Regions from separate parts of the Homo sapiens genome. Here region 1 is linked to region 2. A link is a loop called in an ENCODE intact Hi-C map of the cell type or tissue named here. Cell type or tissue: mammary epithelial cell. All regions are shown on one strand. Links, peaks and the distances in the headings refer to the core of each region. The heading gives the core; the rest is flanking DNA. Region 1 overlaps AQP8 (aquaporin 8). Region 2 overlaps LCMT1 (leucine carboxyl methyltransferase 1).

Region 1 (15,414 bases), core at 3,655-11,654, 100 kb after region 2:
AGATCTTGAGTGGGGTGCCTGGCAGGGTGATCTGGGACATGGTTGGTCTGTATTAAATCTCACTCAAAAAATAGATCTGAATGAGGAAACAGAAATACTATTTCTGAGAAAACCAGAATGGAAAAGAGCTTTAACATCTCTTTAGGCCGGGTGCAGTGGCTCACGCCTGTAATCCCAGCACTTTGGGAGGCTGAGGCGGGTGGATCACCTGAGGTCAGGAGTTGGAGAGCAGCCTGGCCAACAGGGTGAAACCCTGTCTCTACTAAAGATACAAAAATTAGCTGGGCGTGGGGGCAGGCACCTGTGGTCCCAGCTACTTCGGAGGCTGAGGCAGGAGAATTGCTTGAACTGGGAGGGAGAGGTTGCAGTGAGCCGAGATTGTGCCACTGCACTCCAGCCTGGGCAACAGAGTGAGACTCCATCTCCAAAAAACAAACAAACAAACAAACAAACAAAAAACAAACCACATCTCTTTAGACGTCCAAGGGAGGCTGCAAGTGAAACAAAAAGTACATGATCTTCCCTTTGGACGGATCTGAGATTGAAGGCAACCTTTATCACTTCTTAGCAGGGTGACCACAGCAAGTTGCTGAAGCCTCTGTGTGCAGTGGTATAAATATGAGTAATAATAATAGCTGATGTTTTTTGAATGCTAACTACATAGATACTACTATGGGCTGTACAAATATTAATTCTTAATATCTTTGCAATAGCTTTATCAGGCAGAGATCATTGAGGCACAGAGAGGTTATGTAACTTTGCCAATGCCACACAGCTCTTCAGTGGCAGAGTTGAGCTTTGAACCCAGGCCAGCTGGCTGGAAAGACCATCTCTTTGGCACTGCAAATACTGCCTCTCTGTTTGGCTTTTTTGACAAATATTTATTCAGCACCTATTGCGTGCCAGACACTGACTTTGAGGTTGTTCACTGGATCCAGGATAAGCTATGTATGTAAGTTATAAGCACCCAGCACAGCCCCTGGCACACAGTAAGTGTCAGAGAAATATATGCTGAGTGAACAATGAATGAATGAATGAATGTGTCTTGATTGTTTTATTGCTAATGAGTGTAAACCAGGAAATGTGTGGTTTTCGTCACCTGGCCCTCCTGATAGAGCCATGCTCTGGGTGACAGTTTCTCTCCCCTTTGGGGCTCCCCTGGGAAGCCGCCTCACCCTGACTTCATCTGTGTATCTCAGCAGAGCCCAGGCTAAGCTACTTGAGGCCAAGTAGGCCTGGCTGCCCCTCTTCCCAACCTGTGGAGTCTGAGCACTGGCTGGTGCTTTCAAACCATGCATGGAGGTCAGGCGCAGTGGCTCACGCCTGTAATCCCAGCACTTTGGGAGGCCGAGGCAGGTGAATCACCTGAGGTCAGGAGTTCGAGACCAACCTGGCCAACATGGTGAAACCCCGTCTCTACCAAAAATACAAAAATTAGCCGGGCGTGGTGGCAGCCCCGTTATCCCATCTACTTGGGAGGCTGAAGCAGAAGAATCGCTTGAAACCAGGAGGCGGAGGTTGCAGTGAGCCGAGATTGCACCATTGCACTCCAGCCTGGGTGACAAAGGGAGACCCTGTCTCAAAAAAAAAAACAAAAAACAAAAAACAAATCAAATCAAACCGTGCATGGAGCTTATCTGAGGGCCTGGGCCCAGAGCTGAGCCAGACAAGTTGGGGTAGCTGGTCTCGAGCTATCAGGGTGTTGGACAAAGTCCTTTTGGGCAGAGCTGAGGTCCTCTGCCCAGTCTCAACTGAATGTCCTATGTCCTTTGGAGGATGGGTAAGCTCATTGGTGGGCTCTTTACATTAGGGGGGCACTTTGGTTCTCAAGTGACATGGGGAGTCTTGGGGTCCCTTTCTCTCTCATTGGGGAGTATCCATTCCTGGAAACCAGATGGATTCAGGAGGCCAAACTGTGACAATATTTCCTCCATCAGAGTGGGACTGGTTGGGACACTGATGTGAGTGCAGCCACCCTGGCTCTGGGGCCTGGGCTGGTTGAACATCTTGGTGAACACGAAGGCTCTTTACCCATGAGCCAGGGGGTGGCTGATCAACTGCAACCTGCCCTTTGACCTCAGGTTCTGACTTGTCTAATTCCCTTCCACACCCCAAACTCCCAATCCCAATCCCTAACCTGGTCATGAACCTCCAACTCCACCCCGTGATTCTCAATGCCATTTTCAGCCTGAACTCCAAATCTGCATTTTACACCCATCACACTTTCAGACCACAAGTAGGGTTTTCACTGGCTGAGCAGTTCAACCAATCAGGAGGTCTTATTCAGGGCCTAGCTACTCATAAAGGGAGACCCGGGCCGGGCACGGTAGCTCGTGCCTGTAACCCCAGCACTTTGGGAGGCCGACGTGGGTGGATCGCTTGAGGTCAGGAGTTTGAGACCAGCCTGACCAACATGGTGAAACCTCGTCTCTACTAAAAATACAAAAATAAGCCAGGCGTGGTGGCACACACCTGTAGTTCCAGCTACTTAGGAGGCTGAGTCAGAAGAATTGCTTGAACTCAAAAGGTGGAAGCTGCAGTGAGCCGAGATCACACCATTGCACTGCAGCCCGCGCGACAGAGCAAGACTCCGTCTCGTAAAATCAAACAAATCATAAGGGGAGGCCTGGATACCGCTCTTGGGCTACTAACTTGGAGCCTTGGTATCTCAATCTGACCTGTGGCCACATCTCTGAAGGGCTGGAGGGAGGCTTGGAGGGAGTCAGGGAGGAGTTAAGGGATGGTCTCCCTACACGCTCTTCCTCCAGGGCCATCCTGGGGGCTGGGCTTTGGACTTAGAGGCTGCCCTTTATCTCTTACCCTCTGCCTGGCATCTCAGGGAAAATGGAAGCAATTTGGTGCCTCTTTGTATTTGAGCTGGGCCCCGGACTGACTCTTGCCCTGAGAGGCCAGCCTGGTGGGTTGGCTGGGACACACTGTCTCAAGTGCCAGCCATGTGGTCAGCCCTGGGCTCATGACTTCCTCTGCTCTTGTGGGTTACAGTGGTGGACACTTCAACCCTGCGGTGTCCCTGGCAGCCATGCTGATCGGAGGCCTCAACCTGGTGATGCTCCTCCCGTACTGGGTCTCACAGCTGCTCGGGGGGATGCTCGGGGCTGCCTTGGCCAAGGTGGGTAAACCCCAGGGGCTGGGCTAGTCTTCCTCTCTGATGGGGCTGCTGGAGGTGCATATGTGGGTGTGTGTGTGGGACAGTGGGGAGTGGGGAAATGTCCAATCTTTTGCTTGTTTCTGCCAGTGGAATTGGTGGACGTTTTTCTTCTCTCTTTCTTTCTTATTGCATTTTATTGTATTTTTTATTTGTTTGTTTTTTTGAGATGGAGTCTTGCTCTGTCACCCAGGCTGGAGTGCAGTGGCCTGATCTTGGCTCACTGCAACCTCTGCCTCCTGGGCTCAAGCAATTCTCCCACCTCAGCCTCCTGAGTAACTGGGATTACAGGCGCATGCCACCATGCCCAGCTAATTTTTGTATTTTTAGTAGAGACGGGGTTTCATCATGTTGGCCAGGCTGGTCTTGAACTACTGAGCTCAAGTGATCTACCTGCCTTGGTCTCCCAAAGTGCTGGGGTTACAGGCATGAGCCACTGTGCCCGGCCTCTCTTTTTTATTTTAGAGATAGGGTCTCACTCTGTTGTCCAGGCTGGAGTGTGGTGGTGCAATCATAGCTCACTGCAGGCTCGACCTCCTGGGCTCAAGTGATCCTCCTGCCTCAGCCTCTTGAGTAGCTGGGACTACAGGTGTGTGTCACCACACCCAACTAATTTCCTCTGCCTAGGAAAACCAGAGACCTTTGTTCACTTGTTTATCTGCTGACCTTCCCTCCACTATTGTCCTATGACCCTGCCAAATCCCCCTCTGTGAGAAACACCCAAGAATTATCAATAAAAAATAAATAAATTAAAAAAAATTTTTTTCTGTAGAGGTGGGCTCTCGCTGTGTTGACCACATTGGCCTCCAACTCCTGGCCTCAAGTGATCTTCCTGCCTTGGCCTCCCAAAGTGCTGGGATTACAGACATGAGCCACCGAGCCTGGCCAGCCACAGAGTTTTCATAGCTTTATGCATAAATCCATGGATAGACTTTCTCCCTTCATCCCTCTTTTTCTTTTTTTTCCCTCTCTTTCTTTCTTTTCTTTTGCCCTTAAGTCTTGGTTCAGCCAGGGATACTTCAAGCCCTTCAAGATGTGGGCCTTGCTTGGTGTGTGTGTGGGGGGTGGTGGATGGGGGAGCTCTGTCAGCTTGGCTGTGATAGGGTCTGAAGCTGTAAGTGCTGACCCACCGCAGACTTTGTTCTCAAGCCTCACTTTACTGTCATCCCCTGCTGTGGTCTCTCCATGTCCCAATTTGAGAGCCACAGCCTGTTCCCCTGTCTATGGAACACGCCCGGGACCTTCCTTCTCGGCTTCTGCTCTGAAAAGCAGTGGCCAGACTCGAGCTCAAGCCCTGCCACTTAAAACCTGTCAAACATGGTTCTGACAGCTGCGGGGCAGCAGGGTTCCCTAAGCACATTCTTCCTGCTAAATGTTTTACACATATTCTCTTATTTCATCTCCCAGCAACTTTATGAAAAACCATAGTCAGTTCATAGAGAGCGCTTACCTTGTGCCAGGCACACCAACGGCCTTGTCTGTGAGCTGGGAGCTGTCAGTATCATCCCTATTTTATAGATGAGAAAACAGAGGTGCAGAGAAGCAGGTAACTTGCTCAAGTTCAGACGTGCCTGTAAGCAGCACAGCCCCGACTGGATCCAGAGTCCAGAAGCTTGTGCACTGCACTGTCTTTCCCCTTCGGGGCTGTGATAGCCCTGAGGCCGATCGCCCATAGAAATAATTGAGCTCAGGCTTCAGGGCTCTCCTGCACATGCCCCTTCCACGGTCCTGTGGGGGCTTAGCAATGAGTTCACCTGATCATATGTGTTTGTAAAGTTTCTAAGAGTAAGGTATTTTTAGCCACGCATGGCGGCTGGTGCCTGTAATCCCAGCATTTTGGGAGGCAGAGGCGGGAGGATCACTGGAGCCTAGGAGTTCCAGACCAGCCTGGGCAACATAGTAAGACCTTCCATCTCTACAAAAAATTTTAAAAAAAACATTAGGTGGGCATGGTTGGTATGTACCTGTGGTCCCAGCTACATGAGAGGCTGAGGTAGGAGGAACACTGGAGCCCAGGAGGTCCAGGCTGCAGTGAGCTATGATCGTGTCACTGCACTCCAGCCTGGGTGACAGAGCTAGACTCTGTGTCAAAGAAAAATAAAAAGATAGTTTATGTTCTTTTTCTCAAAGAGGATCATCTAAGTTACATAAGTTTTAGGTCTGTAACCTGGAGCCATGACTGGGTTATCCCCATTTTTCTTTTTCTTTTTCTTTTTTTTTTTTTTGAGACGGAGTCTTGCTCTGTTGTTCAAGCTGGAGTGCAGTGGTGTGATCTCAGCTCACTGCAACCTCTGCTTCCAGAGTTCAAGTGATTCTGGTGCCTCAGCCTCCTGAGCAGCTGGGATTACAGGTGCCTGCCACTTCACCCCGCTAATTTTTGTATTTGTAGTGGAGATGGGGTTTCACCATGTTGGCAAGGCTGGTCTCAAACTCCTGGGCTCTAGTGACCCACCCATCTCAGCCTCCCAAAGTGCTGGGGTTGCTGGCGTGAGCCACCACGCCTAGCCCCATTACTATTTTTCAGCTGAACAAAGTGAGGCTCAGAAAGGTTCAGTAGTTCACGCAGGGTCGCACAGTAAAATCTGGCAGAGCTGGGATGTGGATGCAGGTATATCTAACTGAAATTGGACATAACCCTTCACTGGCTCTTAAGGTGGGTAGCATGCGTTTTTTAGGCCCTCTCCCCTCAGTTTCCAGCTGTCTCTCTGCCCCACTGTGAGGCTCAGCAGCTTCTCTGTGCAGGCGGTGAGTCCTGAGGAGAGGTTCTGGAATGCATCTGGGGCGGCCTTTGTGACAGTCCAGGAGCAGGGGCAGGTGGCAGGGGCGTTGGTGGCAGAGATCATCCTGACGACGCTGCTGGCCCTGGCTGTATGCATGGGTGCCATCAATGAGAAGACAAAGGGCCCTCTGGCCCCGTTCTCCATCGGCTTTGCCGTCACCGTGGATATCCTGGCTGGGTGAGTGTCCCTTGGCAGTGGGGTGACCATGCCCAGATCTGTGCTGTTCAGCTCTGGGGGATTTCAGGCCTGAGGGTCACAGATTCAGTTGCTATTAGGGGCCAGGAAGGTGCTGCAAATGGGGAGGGGGGCTGGCATCAGGCAGACAACAGGGAGTGGTGGGGACTGCAGTGTCAGAGGTGCTGCAGTCAGTTCAGCTCTTGTCAATTATTGCTGGGTACATGGGTCTGGGCTGATGCTTTCATTCAAAGGAAGTCAGAAATTTAAATCTGTATGTGATGTTTTCCAATGTTGGTAGCGTAAATACAACATTTCTGTGAACTGTGTTCATTCGGTCAGCGGGCAGCCGGGTTTTAGCCTCAGGCTTACAAAGAGCATGTGTAGCTGTTGTCTCATTTATTTTTAGACTCCCAGCAGGCTTTGGAAGGGATTAAGTAGACAAGATTGGGGATGATGTCTCCCGTTTTATAGATAAGGAAACTGAGGCTTAGAGAGGACAGAAGTGACTTATTTAAGGTCAGTGGGCAGTGGCAAATTAAGTGATAGATTTGGGACAAGAGGCTGAGTGAACCCTTTTAATTTTTGTTGTAGAGATAGGGGTCACGCTCTGTTGCCCAGGCTGGTCTTGAACTCCTGGCTTCAAGCCATCCTCCTGCGTTGGCCTCTCAAAAGTACTGGAATTACAGGCATGAGCCACAGTGCCCAGCCCAGGGAGCCCCTCCCTAATGTCTGACTCTTTCCTTTCTTTTGGACACAGAACCAAGTCTAACCTTTCTCCTGGGTCAGCTCTCCCTCAACTTTGGGAGGTGGAGCCTGGGGCAGGCTGGGGAATGTGTGTGTAAAGCTGTGGCCATGCTTTGCTGCCCCCTAGTGGTCTTTGATTCACTTACAAGCCCTTTTTTTTTTTTTTAGCTCCGCTTCCCGGGTTCACGCCATTGTCCTGCCTCAGCCTCACGAGTATCTGGGACTACAGGCGTCCGCCACCACGCCCGGCTAATTTTTTTTTGTATTTTTGGTAGAGACGGGGTTTCACCGTATTAGGCAGGATGGTCTCGATTTCCTGATCTCATGATCCGCCCGCCTTGGCCTCCCAAAGTGCTGGGATTACAGGCTGAGCCACCGCGCCCCGCCTACTTACAAGCTTTTTGACTTCGAAGCTGGACACAGGGTGGGGATGAGGTCTACAGGCCCCCAGCTGGAGAGAATGGGGTAAAGACAGAGCCCCAGAACGAGAGGAGTGCACCTGGGGAAGAGTCTCCCTGTAGGATTCTGGGTCTTAAGCTTGTGGTGCAACAAGGGCCTCATCTGGACCAGCTAGATTAGTTAATGCTTTTTGTACATTAATTATATTCGAGGTGTGGGCTCCATTTGCATTTTCTCATTCACTCCTGATGACAACCTATGGGATAGTCACTTTCACCTCACCTGAACACAGAGAGGTTCATGGAGGTTCCCACACCTAGAACTATCTGGGCTGGGGTTTTTCTTTCTTTATATGTATATTTTTAAAGCTTTGTGGGTGAACCTAGTAGGTGTATATATTTCTGGGTTACATGAGATGTTTTGGTACAGGCATGCAATGCATAATTATCACATCAAGGTGAATGGGGTATTCATCCCCTCAAGCATTTATTTTTTGTGTCACAAACAATCCACTTATACTCTTCGTTATTTTATTTTATTTTTAGTTTTAGTTTTTGAGACAGAGTCTTGCTCTGTCACCCAGGCTGGAGTGCAGTGGCATGATCATGGCTCACTGCAACTTCCAACCCCCAGGTTCAAGCAATTCTCCTGGCTTAGCCTCCCCAGTAGCTGGGACTACAGGCGTGTGCCACTATTCCCAGCTAACTTTGTATTTTTAATACAGACAGGGTTTCACCATGTTGGCCAGGCTGGTCTCTAACTCCTGACCTCAAGTGATCTGCCTGCCTTGGCCTCCTAAACTGCTGGGATTTCAGGCATGAGCCTCTGTGTCTGGCTGAGGTTACATGAGATGTTTTGATACAGGTATGCAATGTGTAATAATCACGTCAAAGTAAACGGGGTATTCATCCCCTCAAGCATTTATTCTTTGGGTCACGAACAATCCTATGATACACTTTTTGTTATTTTATAATGTGTGGGCTGGGTTTTGAATCTAGGTCAGCTTGACTCCAAAAGGATTGAAACTGATTGACTTTCCTTTGTAGACTTTGGAGCAAATGTAGCTCCAGCTTCTCTTCCTGCCATCACCCAGTAGGCATTTTTGCTGGGCATTCTAGAGGAGTGTGTGGGGAGTGCTGGACTGCACGCCCAGCGGGGAGCCATGCCTTCTGCTTCCTGGTGCTAATAGCCCCTCTGCCTTCTTTAGGATCTACCCAGGAGCTCATGATGTAGGAGTTTAGAGAGGGTTTCTGGGTGGTGTGTGACTAGGCCTAGTTGGGGACATGAGTGTGAGGTGAGGTGGGGTTTGGCTGGGATCCTGGTGACCTTGGTGCCTGGGTGTTTGCAGGGGCCCTGTGTCTGGAGGCTGCATGAATCCCGCCCGTGCTTTTGGACCTGCGGTGGTGGCCAACCACTGGAACTTCCACTGGATCTACTGGCTGGGCCCACTCCTGGCTGGCCTGCTTGTTGGACTGCTCATTAGGTAGGAGTGTGACACAGGGTCACCGGCCCATTGGATGGGCACTTGGCAACATCTCCCAGAGAGTCCGGGACTAGAGGGCTAGGCTCTCACTTGGGTTTGGAAGAGAAAAGAGGGAGCCTCTTTAGAGGCAAAGAAAATGGCTCCATCTAGGAGCTTTGGTTGCAAGTGACAGAGATCTATTTCAAAATAGCTTATGTCATAAAGAGGAATTCATTGGCTCACATCATCAAAAACTTCACAGGTAGCAGTGGTTTCAGGTGGCGCTCAAACAATGTCTTTAGGACTTGGTCTTTCTCCTTTTCTTTTTTTGACAGTTTCCCTCTGTTGCCCAGGCTGGAGTGCAGTGGTGTGATTCTGGCTTATTGCAACCTCCGCCCCCGGGTTCAAGAGATTCTCCTGCCTCAGCCTGCCAAGCAGCTGGGACTACAGGCGCCGCCACCACGCCCAGCTAATTTTTATATTTTTAGTAGAGTCGGGTTTTCACCGTGTTGACCAGGCTGGTCTCGAACTCCTGACCTCATGTGATCCACCTGCCTGGGCCTCCCAAAGTGCTAGGATTATAGGCATGAGCCACCGCGCCCAGCCAGTTTTTGTGATTTTTTTGGTAGAGATGGGGCTTCACCATGTTGGCCAGGCTGGTCTCCAACTCCTGACCTCAAGTGATCTGCCTCCCAAAGCGCTGGGTTACAGGCGTGAGCCACTGCACCCGGCTTCATTTAATTCTGGGCTTTCAGAGTGGCAGCAATGAGCATCTTCAGGAAAAGGGTTAGAAACCAAGCAGGACCCGGGCATGTGGTTCACGCCTGTAATCCCAGCAGTTTGGGAGGCCAAGGTGGGTGGATCACTTGAAGTCAGGAGTTGGAGACCAGCCTGGCCAACATGGTTAAAACCCTGTCTCTACTAAAAATACAAAAATCAGCCAGGTGTGGTGGTGCTTGTCTGTAGTCCCAGCTACTCGGGAGGCTGAAGTATGAGAATTGCTTGAACCCAGGAGGTGGAAGCTGCAGTGAGCTGAGATCATGCTACTGTACTCCAGCCTGGGTGAGTGAGACTCTGTCTCAATTAAAAAAAAAAAAAGAAACCAAGCAGGAAACTGTCTCTCTCTCTGCAAGGGGATCTGGCTATTAAGGCTGGGGAGGCTCAGGAAGTCATCTTTCTGGAGACTTCTGAGCCTGGAGACATGACGAAGGGCTGGGTCTCACCTCCGGGGCAGAGACCTTACTGGGTCATCTTTCTTGCAGGTGCTTCATTGGAGATGGGAAGACCCGCCTCATCCTGAAGGCTCGGTGAAGCAGAGCTCGTGGGATTCCTGCTGCTCCAGGTGTCCTCAGCTCACCTGTCCCAGACTGAGGACAGGGGAGTTCCTGCATTTCCTGCCAGGGCAGAGGCCCAGAGGAGCGACCCCCTGCTTCCACTGCTTGGGCCTGCTTTCTCAGATAGACTGACTGCTGAGGAGGCTCTAGGTTCTTGGAATTCCTTTGTGCTCATCAGAGACCCCAGCCTGGGGAACACGCTGCCCGCACTGCCCAGAGAGCAGTGCAAACACCACAACACGAGCGTGTTTCTTGAGAGGAATGTCCCCGAGTTGGACAAGGAGGCTGTTTCTGCACATCAGCTCATTTCCCGCACCCCATTTCTTGCTTGATTGCTTTGTTGGGGGCCTGGCCACTTCCTTGCTTCTCAAGCTGACAATTCTCACTTTGCAATAAATAGTCCAGTGTTTCCTTCCACGTGCTCACTGGCTTGCCTTTCATTTGAGAAATGGGCACTGCTGAGGAGAAAGCAAGCAAAAAAAAAAGTCTGGGGTTAGGCCTTGGCTGGGGTTAGGCCTGAGCTGATCCCACAGCCCAGCTCAGAGTCCTGGGCCATGGCAGGCTCTTGAAGTTGAGGCCAGACCAGAGCCTGTCTCCACTTGGACGGGCCCATCCTGGAGCTCTGTCTGGAGCTCAGAGTGCATATTGAGTCCAACTTGGAGTCTAGTCAGAGTCAATTCCAGATCACAGACCTCAGGACCCTGCTGAAAACCCCCAGGCAGAGTCCAGGGTCTGGCTGAGTGCCCAGTGCTGTCCCTACTCGAGTGCTTGGTGCTGTCCAGGACATGGGTCAGCCCATTCATTCACTCTAGGTGGGGAGGTGGGGGGGTGGGTGGGATTGGGATGGGCTGCAAGAATTTCCTGAGGAAATATTAGGTTGGTGCAAAAAAAATTTTTTTTTTTGAGACAGAGTCTTGCTCTGTCACCCAGGCTGGAGTGCAGTGGCATGATCTCAGCTCACTTCAACCTCTGCCTCCCAGGTTCAAGCACTTCTCCTGCCTCAGCCTCCCAAGTAGCTGGGATTACAGGCATATGCCACCATGCCCAGCTAATTTTTGTATTTTTAGCAGAGACGGAGTTTCACCATGTTGGTCAGGCTAGTCTTGGACTCCTGACCTCAAGTGATCCACCCACCCCGGCCTCCCAAAGTGCTGGGATTACAGGCGTGAGCCACAGTGCCCAGCCAGTTGCCCAGCCAGCCCATTACTTTCAATGGCAAAAACTGCAATTACTTTTGTGCTAACATAATAGAATCCTGAACAAGTGACACAGTACAGGCCTGAAGAACCAGTGGCACTTGGGTGGAAGATAGGAGTATAACAGATAAGAAAGGACGGAAAGACACACCCTGGAAGTCACCCCTTCGAAGTAGAGTATGTGTCTTCTCCATAAGAATCGATGGGTCATTTATGGAAGATGATCATTATAACACCAGAAAGAAGGGCCAGGGAGAAACCACTCTCAACAACAACCGAAAACTCACCCACTTCAACAAGATGAGCAAAATGCTCACTTGAGCAAAAATGAAGAAAATCACCACTACAATAAGAGATTGTCCATGGAGGAAATAGATTCACGATATAGCCACACATCCAAACCATTCTCAGGGAAAAGGAGAATAACAAACAAGAATAACGATGACAACCCGACAGAATAGAAAAGGGGAGGAAAAAATATGATACAATCAGAAACAAGCAAATTAGGACATTTACAGAGTTCAAAATGGGTCAGCCATGGTGTTTCACGCCTGTAATCCCAGTACTTTGAAAGGCCAAGGCGGAGGATTGCTTCAGGCCAGGAGTTCGAGACCATCCAGGCAACATGGCAAGACCCTGTAACTACAAAAAATAAAAAAATTAGCTGGGCAGGTGGCACATGCTTGTAGTCTCCTCTACTTGGGAGGCTGAGGTGGGAGGATCGCTTGAGCCTGGGAGGTTGGGGCTGCAGTGAGCTATGACAGCACCAATGCACTCCAGCCTGGGCAACAGAGTGAGATCCTGTCTCAAAAAAAAAAAAAAAAAAAAAAAAAGGCCAGGCGCTCTGGCTCACACATGTAATCCTAGCACCTTGGGAGACTGAGGTGGGAGGATCACTTGAGGTCAGGAGTTCAAGACCAGCATGGCCAGCATGGTGAAACCCCTTCTCTACTAAAAATACAAAAATTAGCCAGGCATAGTGGCGGGTGCCTGTAATCCCAGCTACTTGGTAGGCTGAGGCAGGAGAATTGCTTGAAACCGGGAGGTAGAGGTTGCAGTGAGCCAAGACCATGCCACTGCACTCCAGCCTGGGCAACAGAGTAAGACCCTGCCACAAAATAAAGTAAAAGAAGAGTAAAAAATATTAAAAGTTACTATTTTGTTTGGTGAAATAATGAAATAAATCTTTGATTAATCTAGTAAATAACAAAAGATATACATCCATACATATATATACTTATATGTATATAGCTAACATTTATGGAGAGTTTATTACATGTTAGGCACTGTGCTGAATGCTTTACACGTATTATGTCGTTTACTCCCTACGACAATCCTATGAGATAGTACAGTGGGTTGAATAGTGTCCTCCCGAAATCTGTGTCAGTCTACAGTCTTAGAGTGTGACGTTATTCGGAAATAGGGTCTTTGAAGATGCAATTAAGGTACGGGTCAAGACGAAATCCCACTGGATTAGGGTGCCCTTTTCTTGTAAGAGATAGTAAAAGAGGCGCAGAGACACAAAGGAGAAGGCCACGTGAAGATGGAAGCAGAGGTTAGGGTTATACTGCCAAAAGACAGCACCAGGAGCCGCCAGGAGCAGGGGGAGGGAAGGAAGGTTCTCCTCTAGAACCTTCGTGGGAAGCCTGGCTCTGCTGACATTCTAATTTCAGACTTTCTGGCCTCCAGAACGGAGAGAGAATAGTTTCTGTCATCTTAAGCCACAAGTCTGCGGTGTTTGTTCGAGCAGTTCCAGGAAACGAATAGATAGATTCTCTCATTATTCTCATTCTGCAGAGGAGCCAGTGGAGGTTCTAAAGGATGGTGTTAATGCTAAGCTGCATGGTTAGTGCACTGGTGGGCAACTGTAGAAGGTCAGGTATATCTGGCTGCAGGGTCCATGATCTTTGTCATCATACGTTTCTGTTTCTGAATAAACGACAATATTATGTCCTCTGCCTAGTCTCCTACTTGCCTATTAGTTCCTCATTAAAAAGGGGACAGAGCCATGGTGGCGCGTGCCTGTAGTCCCAGCTACTCAGGAGGCTGACATGGGAGGATCGCTTGAGCTTGGGAGATCGAGGCTGCAGCAAGCTGTGATTATATCATTGCACTCCGGCCTGGGTGACAGAGCAAGACTCTGTCTGGAAAAAAAAAAAAAAAAGGAGGACAGAAAGACATTCATTGTTAACTCCTCATTTCAAACTTGCAATTGGATTTTAAGTTGTGGCTTTCATTTCAATTTCTAGACCATAAGCTCTCAAGAGCAAGATGGATATAAATTCATATTTGTATTAAATAACTGTACATTATGTGTTTGGCATTTGCTGAATAGAAGGGACTCAGTTCTTTTCTTTTTTTTTTTTTTTTAAACGGAGTCTTGCTCTGCCGCGCAGGCTGGAGTGCAGCGGTGTGATCTTGGCTCACCGTAACCTCCGCCTCCCGGGCTCAAGCGATTCTCCTGCCTCATGTTGGCCAGGCTGGTCTTGAACTACTGACCTCAAGTGATCGGCCCACCTCGGCCTCCCAAAGTGCTGGGATTACAAGTGTGAGCCACCGTGCCTGGCCAGAAGGGACTCAGTACTCACTGACTGGAAGAATGGCATAGGCTGATCCCAGTGATTCCCAAATTCATTCTGACCCTACAGAGTGGAATCCAAAACTGATCCAGATCACCAGGTTCATCTCTATCCCAGCTCCCTTTTCCTCAGTAACAAGGAAGTCACAGAATTTTGGGGTGTTAGAGCTAGAAACTCTATTACAGTAGTAAAATATGGTGGCTGTAAGTTTACATCCTGAGGAAGATCCAAGTTTTAATTTCAGAACTGTCACCTTTTTGCTGTATGTGCTTGAAGAAGCTATTGAAATTCTTTAGCCTCAGCTTTCTCATCTATAAAATGCAACTACTACCTCAGACTGCTTATGACAATATGTTTATAAAGCATTAGCACAATGCCCAGTATATAGTAAGTACACAATGTGTTAGCTCTTATATTTATTATCAAAGGTTTTGCAATTTGCAGGTATCAGAATAAGAATAAGGTGGGGTTTGGCAAGGAACTTCTTCTTCTTTTTTTTTTTTTTTTTTTGGAGACAGCATTTCGTTCTGTCATCCAGGATGGAGTGCAGTGGTGCAATCACAGCATGCTGCAGCCTCGACCTCCTGGGCTCAAGCGATCCTCGAACCTCAGACTCCTGAGTAGCCGGGACTACAGGTGTACATCACCACAGTGGCTAATTAAAAAAAAATTTTTTTGTAGAGATGGGGTCTCACTGTGTTGCCCAGGCTGGTCTTGAACTCCTGTCTTCAAGTGTCCTCCCACCTTGGCCTCCCAAAGTGTTGGGATTACAGGCGTGATTACCAGCCTTGGCAAGTAACTTCTAAATGGACTTGGGACATATGTATTTTCTCAGTCAAGTATTCTCATATAGGGACTATTAGGGCCTCCCAAGTGAAAAAGGTTGGAACCTCTTCATCCCGTCCAACGTCAAATTTCAAAACCCAGAGAAGCTAAATAATTTGACTTAATTACAGAGTTGTCTAGCAGCAGAGCTCAATTAGAATCCACGATCTTGGACACACATCTAGTGCCCTTTCTATTGCAACATGTGTGTACTTAATTCTCCAGACCCTTGGGGTACAAGTACCGAGCCATTTCCTTTTGCCAGAATTGTGTTGAGGTCCTCACATGCCATGTTGTTGGGAATCCTAGTATCCCTACTAGGATTATATTTTCCAAGAACCCTGGGGGTTTAAGCAAGCCAAAAGGGAAGTGTACCAATCTTTTATTAATACTTGCATGGGCTGGACGCGGTGGCTCACACCTGTAATCCCAGCACTTTGGGACGCCGAGGTGGGTGGATCACCTGAGGTTAGGAGTTCAAGACCAGCCTGGCCAACAGGGTGAAACCCCTTCTCTACTAAAAATACAAAAGTTAGCCAGATGAGGTGGCGCACGCCTGTAATTCCAGCTACTTGGGAGGCTGAGGCGGGAGAATCTCTTGAACTTGGAAGGCGGAGGTTGCAGTGAGCCAAGATGGCGCCATTGCACTCCAGCCTGGGTGACAGAGTGAGACTCCATCTCAGACAACAAAACAAAACAAAACAAAACGAAACATAACACCTTGCATGATGTCGTAGGGAAAATTTTACTTC
Region 2 (8,000 bases), core at 1-8,000:
TTTTTGCTCTGAAAATAGTGTTGTGATCAGCATTTTTGCACATGTGTGTGAATTTTCTTGTGAAATAGATTCCCAGGGAGAAGTTTCTGCAAAATGCTTCTTGAAAGAGGTTATATCAGTTGTACCTACCCATGGTGAATGCAATGCTAATTATTCAGTAGTCTGTCTCTTTCCTTGTTTACCAGCTGCTGGGTAGAAAATAGGCTGTCTCTTTAATTTCTATCCTATAATCACTCATGAGGCTGAGCACTTAAAATCTGCTCATTGTCACTGATATTTCTTATGTGAATCCTCTCTCCTGATGATGATGATGATGATTATTGTTTGAGACAGTCTCACTCTGTCGCCCAGGCTGGAGAGCAGTGGCACAATCTTGGGTCACTGCAGCCTTGACCTCCCTGGTGGCTCAAGCGATCCTCCCACCTCACCCTCCCGAGTAGCTGGAATCACAGGCGTGCACTACCATGCCCGGCTGTGTTTTTTTAATTTATTTTTATTTTTTTATTTTTTATAGAGATGGGGTCTTACTTTGTTGCCCAGGCTGGTCTTGAACTCCTGGGCTCAGGTGATCTGCCCTCCTTGACCTCCCAAAGTGTTGGGATTACAGGTGCGAGCCACTGCTTCCAGCCCTTGTTATTTCCTGTTGGACTGTTTGTCATGTCTTGTTTGGTTGTGTTTTTCTTGCTGATTTGTAAGAACTTTTTATTTCAGGCGTAGTTATCCTGTGCCTCTGCTTTGCTTGCAGTATTTTCTGTCAAGCTGATGCTTGTCTCTTGGTTCAACTTGTACAGTACATTTCATAATTCAGAAATTGTAAATCTTTTTTTCTTTTTTTGAGACAGGATCTTGCCATGTTGCCCAGGCTGGTCTCAAACTCCTGGGCTCAAGTGATCCTCCTGCCTCAGTCTCCTGTGTAGCTGGGATATAGGCACTTGCCACTGTGCCCAGCTTCAGAAGTTTTAAATCTTTGTGATGCAGAATCTGACAATCTTTACCTTTATAGGTTGGGAGTTTTGGGCAATGCTTAGGCTATTTCCAATTATTTAACGTATCTTTTAGCATTTTTCTGGCTTTGGTTTTATGGTTGGCCTGTTCATCTGTCTTTTTTAGTGTTTGCAGTGCTAATTTTATTCCACATCATTAGCCATTTGTCCCCATACCAACTATTTAATGGTCTGTATTTCCCCATTGATTTGAGACAACACTTGTATTATATATAACTTCTTTTTTTTTTTTTTTTTTTGTGACAGAGTCTTGCTCTGTTGCCCAGGCTAGAGTGCAGTGGTGCAATCTTGGCTCACTGCAACCTCCACCTCTCGGGTTCAAGCTATTATCCTGCCTTAGCCTCTTGAGAAGCTGGGTTTACAGACATGCACCACCATGCCCAGCTAATTTCTGTATTTTTAGTAGAGATGGAGTTTCGCCATGTTGGCCAGGCTGGTCTCAAAATCCTGACCTCGGGTGATTCACCTGCCTCAGCCTCCCAAAGCGTTGGGATTACAGGCGTGAGCCACCGCACTCAGCCTTATATGCCAAATTCTTATTTACACTTTAACATTGCAATGTGTGTTTCATGCTTGACTTCCCGTTAAATTGCTTTCTTTTTTTTTTTTTTTTTTTTTTTTTGAGACGGAGTCTTGCTCTGTCACCCAGGCTGGAGTGCAGTGGCGCAATCTTGGCTCACCACAACCTCTGCCTCCTGGGTTCAAGCGATTCTCCTGCCTCAGCCTTTCTTGTAGCTGGGATTACAGGCATGAGCCACCATATGCGGCTAATTTTTTGTATTTTTAGTAGAGACGGAGTTTCACCATGTTGGCCAGGCTGGTCTCGAACTCCTGACCTCAGGTGATCCGCCCGCCTCGGCCTCCCAAAATGCTGGGATCACAAGCGTGAGCCACTACACCCGGCCTAATTTGCTTCCTTTCTTTCAAGTTGATAGCTCAAAATGTTGACTTCCAAAGGTTTTTAGTTGTAAATTGAGTCAGAGTTCCCACAACTTGTTTCGCAGGGGTAAGGATAGGTTTTTACCAGGGAATTACTGAGTATTCTTAGTCCATTTGAGTAGCTTTGCTCCAGGAGGGAAGAAGAAAAAGAAAGAATCCTAGGAAAGGACATCTGTCTCTCAAGAGTCCATTTCCTTTCATCAGGAAAGCAGTATCTTTTCAGGAAACTCTACACAGTAGACCTGTTATTATAAAACAGTAAAACACTGAAAAAGTTTAAATTTTTAAACAACATGTTTTTCAGAATGTATCCTCATCTTTAAGCAACACATGACTTACGTGTACATGTATACAGACAAACACACACACATCATTTAAGCAACTCAGGTGTTATGAGGGAAAAAACAAGTGTGTATGGGGGGCAGATTTAAATCCAGGTGAGTAAATTTGAACACCTACATTAAACCTTCAGTTCTCTATGTTTATAGAATTAAGTTCCACAGCTGATGTAACTGACTTCAGTCTGTAAAGTCAAGCCTGCCTTGTAGGATCTTATGGGGGTTCCTATTTGTATGTATTCATATTTGGTCAAGCATTTGGAATAATGCCTGGCACATAGTAAGCACTTGGTGACTTGATTAAAGAAGTCAATGAGGCACCAGGCTTGATCCTTATAGGCCAGGTGAGCAGGGAGGCCCCTTTTCATTCTTTGATGCCTCAGATGAGGAAATGCCTGTTGGAGGGGATTTCACACCTTTCAGAAGAAGGCCCCATTGTTCCAGTTGACGCTCGTGGAGACAGGTCTCAGTCAGTAAATGCTTCTTGAATGAAGCATTAGGTGGTTGGACCAGATCTGTCTTTCCCGTGGGAGGAAAGTGAGATGATTTTAGGTGTTACACAGATGCTTATCATTTTTGTAGTTAGCTATTTATTACAGTGTTGTGTTAGAAAATGTTAGGCAGCACCTCAAACCTAAGTATTTTTAAAAAGTGAGTGATTTAAAGACACACTAAATTGAACAGGTGGCATGTGAATGTCATGGAAACTGAAAGCATTTATGGATTGAAAGAAGACTGGGAAAATCTTTGAGGTCTTTCCAAATCTGAGATGTTTGATTTTTTGAATCTAGGCTTTGAATATGAAATCAGGATATACAAATAGAAGTGATGTTCTCTGGGTTTTGGGAGCAGAGATGTGTAATGGAAATTGACAGGCAGAACTAGATGCACAGTGTCATGCAGGGTGCAGAGATAACAGTGTATTAACACTTTGGTGTCTGCTGTGGGCAGCCTTGCATGTGTATGTATTCTCTAACAAAATTGGGAACATCCTACACATACAATTTTGTGATTAGGTTTGTTCACCTGATACTATAACTCTGTGTTCAGTGTTCCTGCAGAGAAATCTTTGTGCCCATACTTGATTTTCTTAGGATTAAATCCTAGAAATGGGATTGTGTGGTCATTGTGTACGCATGTGTTTCAGGCCTTTTATACTTGTCATCGCAGTGCCTTGCAGTGTGATTGTGCCAGTTTAAGGTTCCGGCAGCTTGAGTGCCCTCTTCCCTATCCCTCTCCAAAGCCAAGCTAGATTAAATAATAGTTTTGTTGGGTCGGGCGCGGTGGCTCACACCTGTAATCCCAGCACTTTGGGAGGCTGAGGCGGGCGGATCACGACATCAGGAGTTTGAGACCAGCTGCCCAAGGTGGTGAAACCCCGTCTCTACTAAAAATACAAAAATTAGCCAGGCGTGGTGGCGGGTGCCTGTAATCCCAGCTACTCGGGAGGCTGAGGCAGGAGAATTGCTTGAAACTGGAAGGCGGGGGTTGCAGTGAGCCGAGATCACGCCATTGCACTCCAGCCTGGACAACAAGAGCAAAACTCCATCTCTAATAGTAATAATAATAATAATAATAATAATAATAATAATAGTTTTGTTGCCAATTTGTTCAGCAGTTGGTTCACTTACTTTCCAACTGATGTCCTATAAATCCTAAAACTTGCTGCTTGTCTCCCTTCAGAACTGCCATCAGCAGCGCCCGACAGCACTCTCCTCCTCACTGCCCAACACTGGGTGGCAAATCTTTTCATCTTGGCCACTCTGATAGGCTGGACAGTGAGGTCCTTCTTCCTAGGGCGCATGGAAACCTGTTGCAGTCACCTGGGTTTGCGGAGTGGGAGGAGGAAAGTGTTAGGGGCACTAGGAGGTGGGAGCCGGTGGGAGTTGCTGGCTGGGTGTGTTTGCATTATGGACCCGTGCATCTCACCACTCTCTACCACTGTGCACCACTGTGACCACGGACAGGGTGCTCCTGAGGTCAGTCCCAGATGCCCTCCAGACCCTGCGTCCTGAGCCTGCTTCTCCCTCTGGCCTCCTCCCCAGTTTCTTACTGTCCTCCGGCCTCCCTGCCTCCTCTCTGTACTGGAGGCTCAGGTGTGTTCCCCGAGTCTTTCTGCCTGCCCTTCCTTCTGTCTGGAATGCCTTTTGGACACCTGACTCTCCCATTCTCCAGGGCTCGCCACGGCCATCCCCTTCTGAGAGAGGCCTCCCCCGTGACCGTCTTCCTCTCTACGAGTCACTGCCTTCATTCCTCATCATCTTGTAATTATCTGCCTCTCCTTTCTCTCCTTGTTTACCACTGTACCCCCAGTGCCTAGCACTTGGCAGACACCCACATGTTCCTTGGCTACACTAGTCGTATTGAACAGTGTAAAGAATCTGGAGGTGAGAGGATAGAACCTGCTCTTTATTATCCAAGAGTCCAGCAAGTTATGGCTTCCAGAGGGAGGCAAATTGATCAGGTTTTCAACAGAGCTGCTTAGCAGCGGGGCGAGTGCCTTCCTTGGGGAACTAGTAGTCAAGCAGTGACTTGATGTTGCTGCCTTGGTTCTTGCACGGGATGTTAGGGTTGATGAGATCATTTCTAAGGTCCCTTCTGATCCTTAAAACTGTGGGATGAGTATTCTCATCTGTGGGTTGCTGGGCTACCATTCTTGTTTCAACTGCAGATGTAGCTTTTACCACTAGATGACACTATATGATTTCTTTGAAATCAGTGTTTCCCAAACTGCCAACCACACAGAGGAAATACATTTTTCATTGCACTTACACCCTCAACACACACTTGAAACAAAAGTAGGCTGGGCACGGTGACTCACGCCTGTAATCTCAGCACCTTGGGAAGCGGAGGTTGGAGAATCACTTGAAGCCAAGAGTAAGCATCATAAATGTCTTAATCCTTACTATATGTAATGCATCCTATTTTTTATTTTACTTGGTTCAACATTTAAAAAAGTAATGCAGGTTTGCAAATGAATTGATTTTATTGTATTAATGGGTCATGACTAACTGAAAACCATTTTTTTAAGTATATTGTTATAAAACTGTGTGGGTATGCTGTTTTCCTTGGACAGTCTGGGCTTGTATAACAGATCGTGTCCATTAGTGAGTATTTTCCATGTTTCTGTGGTGAGTTGCTGCATGGAGCAGCTGAACATGTGCTTCCTTTTGGGTGTCTATGGATGGAAGAGGTTGGGAGATTGTGCAGAATTCAACACTTATTGTAGTCAGGCCAGAGGTAAGCCTTAGTAGCAGATTTAAAGCTGTATTATTTACTTCTAGAAGCTGAGAGACATGACACACCCATACCCTTAATTTCACCTTACTTAGCAGGCAACAAGAAATGGGGGCATTACTCAGGGTATCATTAGGATGCTTTGGGCTGCAAGTAACAGAAGCCTGACTCAAATTGGCTAAAAGGGTGAAGGCACTTATCTCACAAAATCGATGTTCAGAGGTAGAGCAGTCTGCAGGCCCACAGCAGCTGAGCATGGCCTTCGGGATCCCGCTTCTTTTCATGAGTCCTCAGTCATCCTAAAGCTGGTTCTACTCATGGTTGCAAGAAGGCTTCCTGTGCTAGATGAAGCCTTAATTCCTTGTAGTATAGACTGGCTAGAGAGAATTAAGGCTACTGTGGCATTTTCCACATTGTTTTGTTCGTGCTTGCTTTGTTCATTTCTTCCTAGTTTCCCCACTATGACCTCCCTAAGAAGAGTGAAATGATTGGCACCTAATACAGAGTCAGGAGAAACACTTGGTTAATTCATGCTGTTTGTCAAGTGTTTCTAAGTCTCCCTTCCTCTGGGCACAGGCTTTTTCATTTAGTGGAATTAACTGACTAGCTCTGGCCATGAGTTTGCAGAGTGAATAAATGGCTGCACATCTTCTGTATGAAGCATGAAGTGAGGCTATTTGCTATGTAGGGTCCTGGGAAGTGAATTAGCAATATGAGGGAAGGGAGTGAGAAGGCCCACTGTGGAAAATGTGATGGGTGGTGTAACGTGAACATAAAGATGAATGGATGGCTGCGTCTTCGCTTGTGTAACAGGGCACTAAATGTGCACTTGGCCTTTTGAGGTGGATGGTTGGTTTTCGTCGAGTTCCTTGATCTGGTTCCTGGGAACTTGGCAGTGGACCTTGGTCTGAACCTACTCAATCTCTACTCACCTTCCTCCTTTTTTCTCCCTTCCAGGTTTGCAGTAAGCATTGGCTACTGGCATGACCCTTACATACAGCACTTTGTGAGACTGTCTAAAGAGAGGAAAGCCCCTGAAATCAACAGAGGCAAGTGACCATCTCCCTCCCCAACAGCACCTCATCAGCTACCTGAGGTTTTAGGGGTTCATTCTTGAAGGAAGTCGTGGTGTGCTCCCTTTCCAGCTGTGCGCAAAAGTGCTTATTTCCCCAGATCTTCACCAACACGGTGTGTTATAAACTTGTTTGCAGCCATAAAAAGGAATGAGATCATGTCCTTTGCAGGGACATGGATGAAGCTGGAAGCCATTCTTAGCAAACTAACAGAGGAACAGAAAACCAAACACCGCATGTTCTCACTCATAAATGGGAGTTGAACAGTGAGAACACATGACACAGAGAGGGGAACATCACACACTGGGGCCTGTCAGGGGTGGGGGGCAAGGGGAGGGAGAGCATTAGGATAAATACCTAGTGCATGCAGGGCTTAAAAATCTAAATGACAGGTTGATGAGTGACAGGCCCCAGTGTGTGATGTTCCCCTCTCTGTGTCATGTGTTCTCACTGTTCAACTCCCATTTATGAGTGAGAACATGCGGTGTTTGGTTTTCTGTTCCTCTGTTAGTTTGCTAAGAATGGCTTCCAGCTTCATCCATGTCCCTGCAAAGGACATGATCTCATTCCTTTTTATGGCTGCAAACAAGTTTTATAACACACTGTGTTGGTGAAGATCTGGGGAAATAAGCATATATATATGGCATATATATACCTATGTAACAAACCTGCACATTCTGCACATGTATCCTGGAACTTAGAGTAAAAAAGAAAAAAAAAAGAACACAATATCTACTTCCACATTAAAATCACAATAGTTTTTGAAATTTTATTAAATTTAATGAATTCAAAAAAAAGTATTAATCTTCTTTAATCTGTCATGTGAAAAATGGTATCTTACTGCAATTTTAAAAATGTTTCTCCTATTTATAAGTGACGTTGAGGATCATTTTCATGTGTTTGAAGCCCATTTAAATATCTTTCACTGTAAACTGTCCCTATCAGGAATCACTTTTTTTTCCCCAATGAGAAAAATACATAAAGCTTTATTTTTCACATGTGTATTCCTACACTAATTGGATAAATATGGAGAAACTGCTTTATAGTACAGGTATGAGGAGGAGAGTCTCTTAGAATTTACATCAGACTTTTCCTCTGGTTGGTTGGTTGCCTATGGCTCATCTAGGTGTCTGGACTAATTATGTGGATTTAATTGGGTTTTTCTATAAGGAGACATTCCAAAGGCTTTTGTATATTTCAGGCTGAGCATATCTTAGTTTTCACGCCTCTTGTCTGTGTATGTGAATCTTCCCTAAGGATGGAAATTGAGGATTTCTGCCCAGTTGCGCAGCTTGAGGGTTTTAAGTCTAGAGGACGTGGGTCTTTTACAGCTTTGTTGATGTTCCTCACTGTGGGTGGGAGGGAAAGTGTTGTGAGACCTGGTAATTCTCAGATGAGGGAGGGCTCAG

Evidence for each region. Peaks named below come from ENCODE experiments on the same cell type or tissue, not always from the same donor. Only the 100,000 strongest peaks of a DNase experiment are listed, where the experiment ranks them.
Region 1: it touches region 2 in a loop (12-fold over the local background); 56 of 110 quality-filtered maps call a loop at or near these places.

Annotation. Positions count from the first base shown.
Region 1 is chr16:25,218,454-25,233,867 of GRCh38, forward strand. AQP8 (aquaporin 8) reads left to right here. Exons shown (of 6, transcript NM_001169.3): 3 at 3,004-3,130; 4 at 5,909-6,123; 5 at 8,615-8,749; 6 at 9,991-10,479. The coding sequence ends at 10,039. Among named protein-coding and RNA genes, the nearest start is that of AQP8, 9.2 kb to the left of the region's middle. RefSeq lists an enhancer at 15,394-15,414. In mammary epithelial cell, for the core only: a CTCF peak has its summit at 6,984 (motif pointing left); no DNase peak of the experiment used is centred there.
Region 2 is chr16:25,122,000-25,129,999 of GRCh38, forward strand. It overlaps LCMT1 (leucine carboxyl methyltransferase 1), which reads left to right. Exons shown (of 11, transcript NM_016309.3): 2 at 6,476-6,567. Among named protein-coding and RNA genes, the nearest start is that of LCMT1, 14 kb to the left of the region's middle. RefSeq lists a silencer at 4,150-4,392. In mammary epithelial cell, for the core only: a CTCF peak has its summit at 4,972 (motif pointing right); DNase peaks (open chromatin) are centred at 2,712 and 5,052; H3K27ac peaks cover 1,519 bases.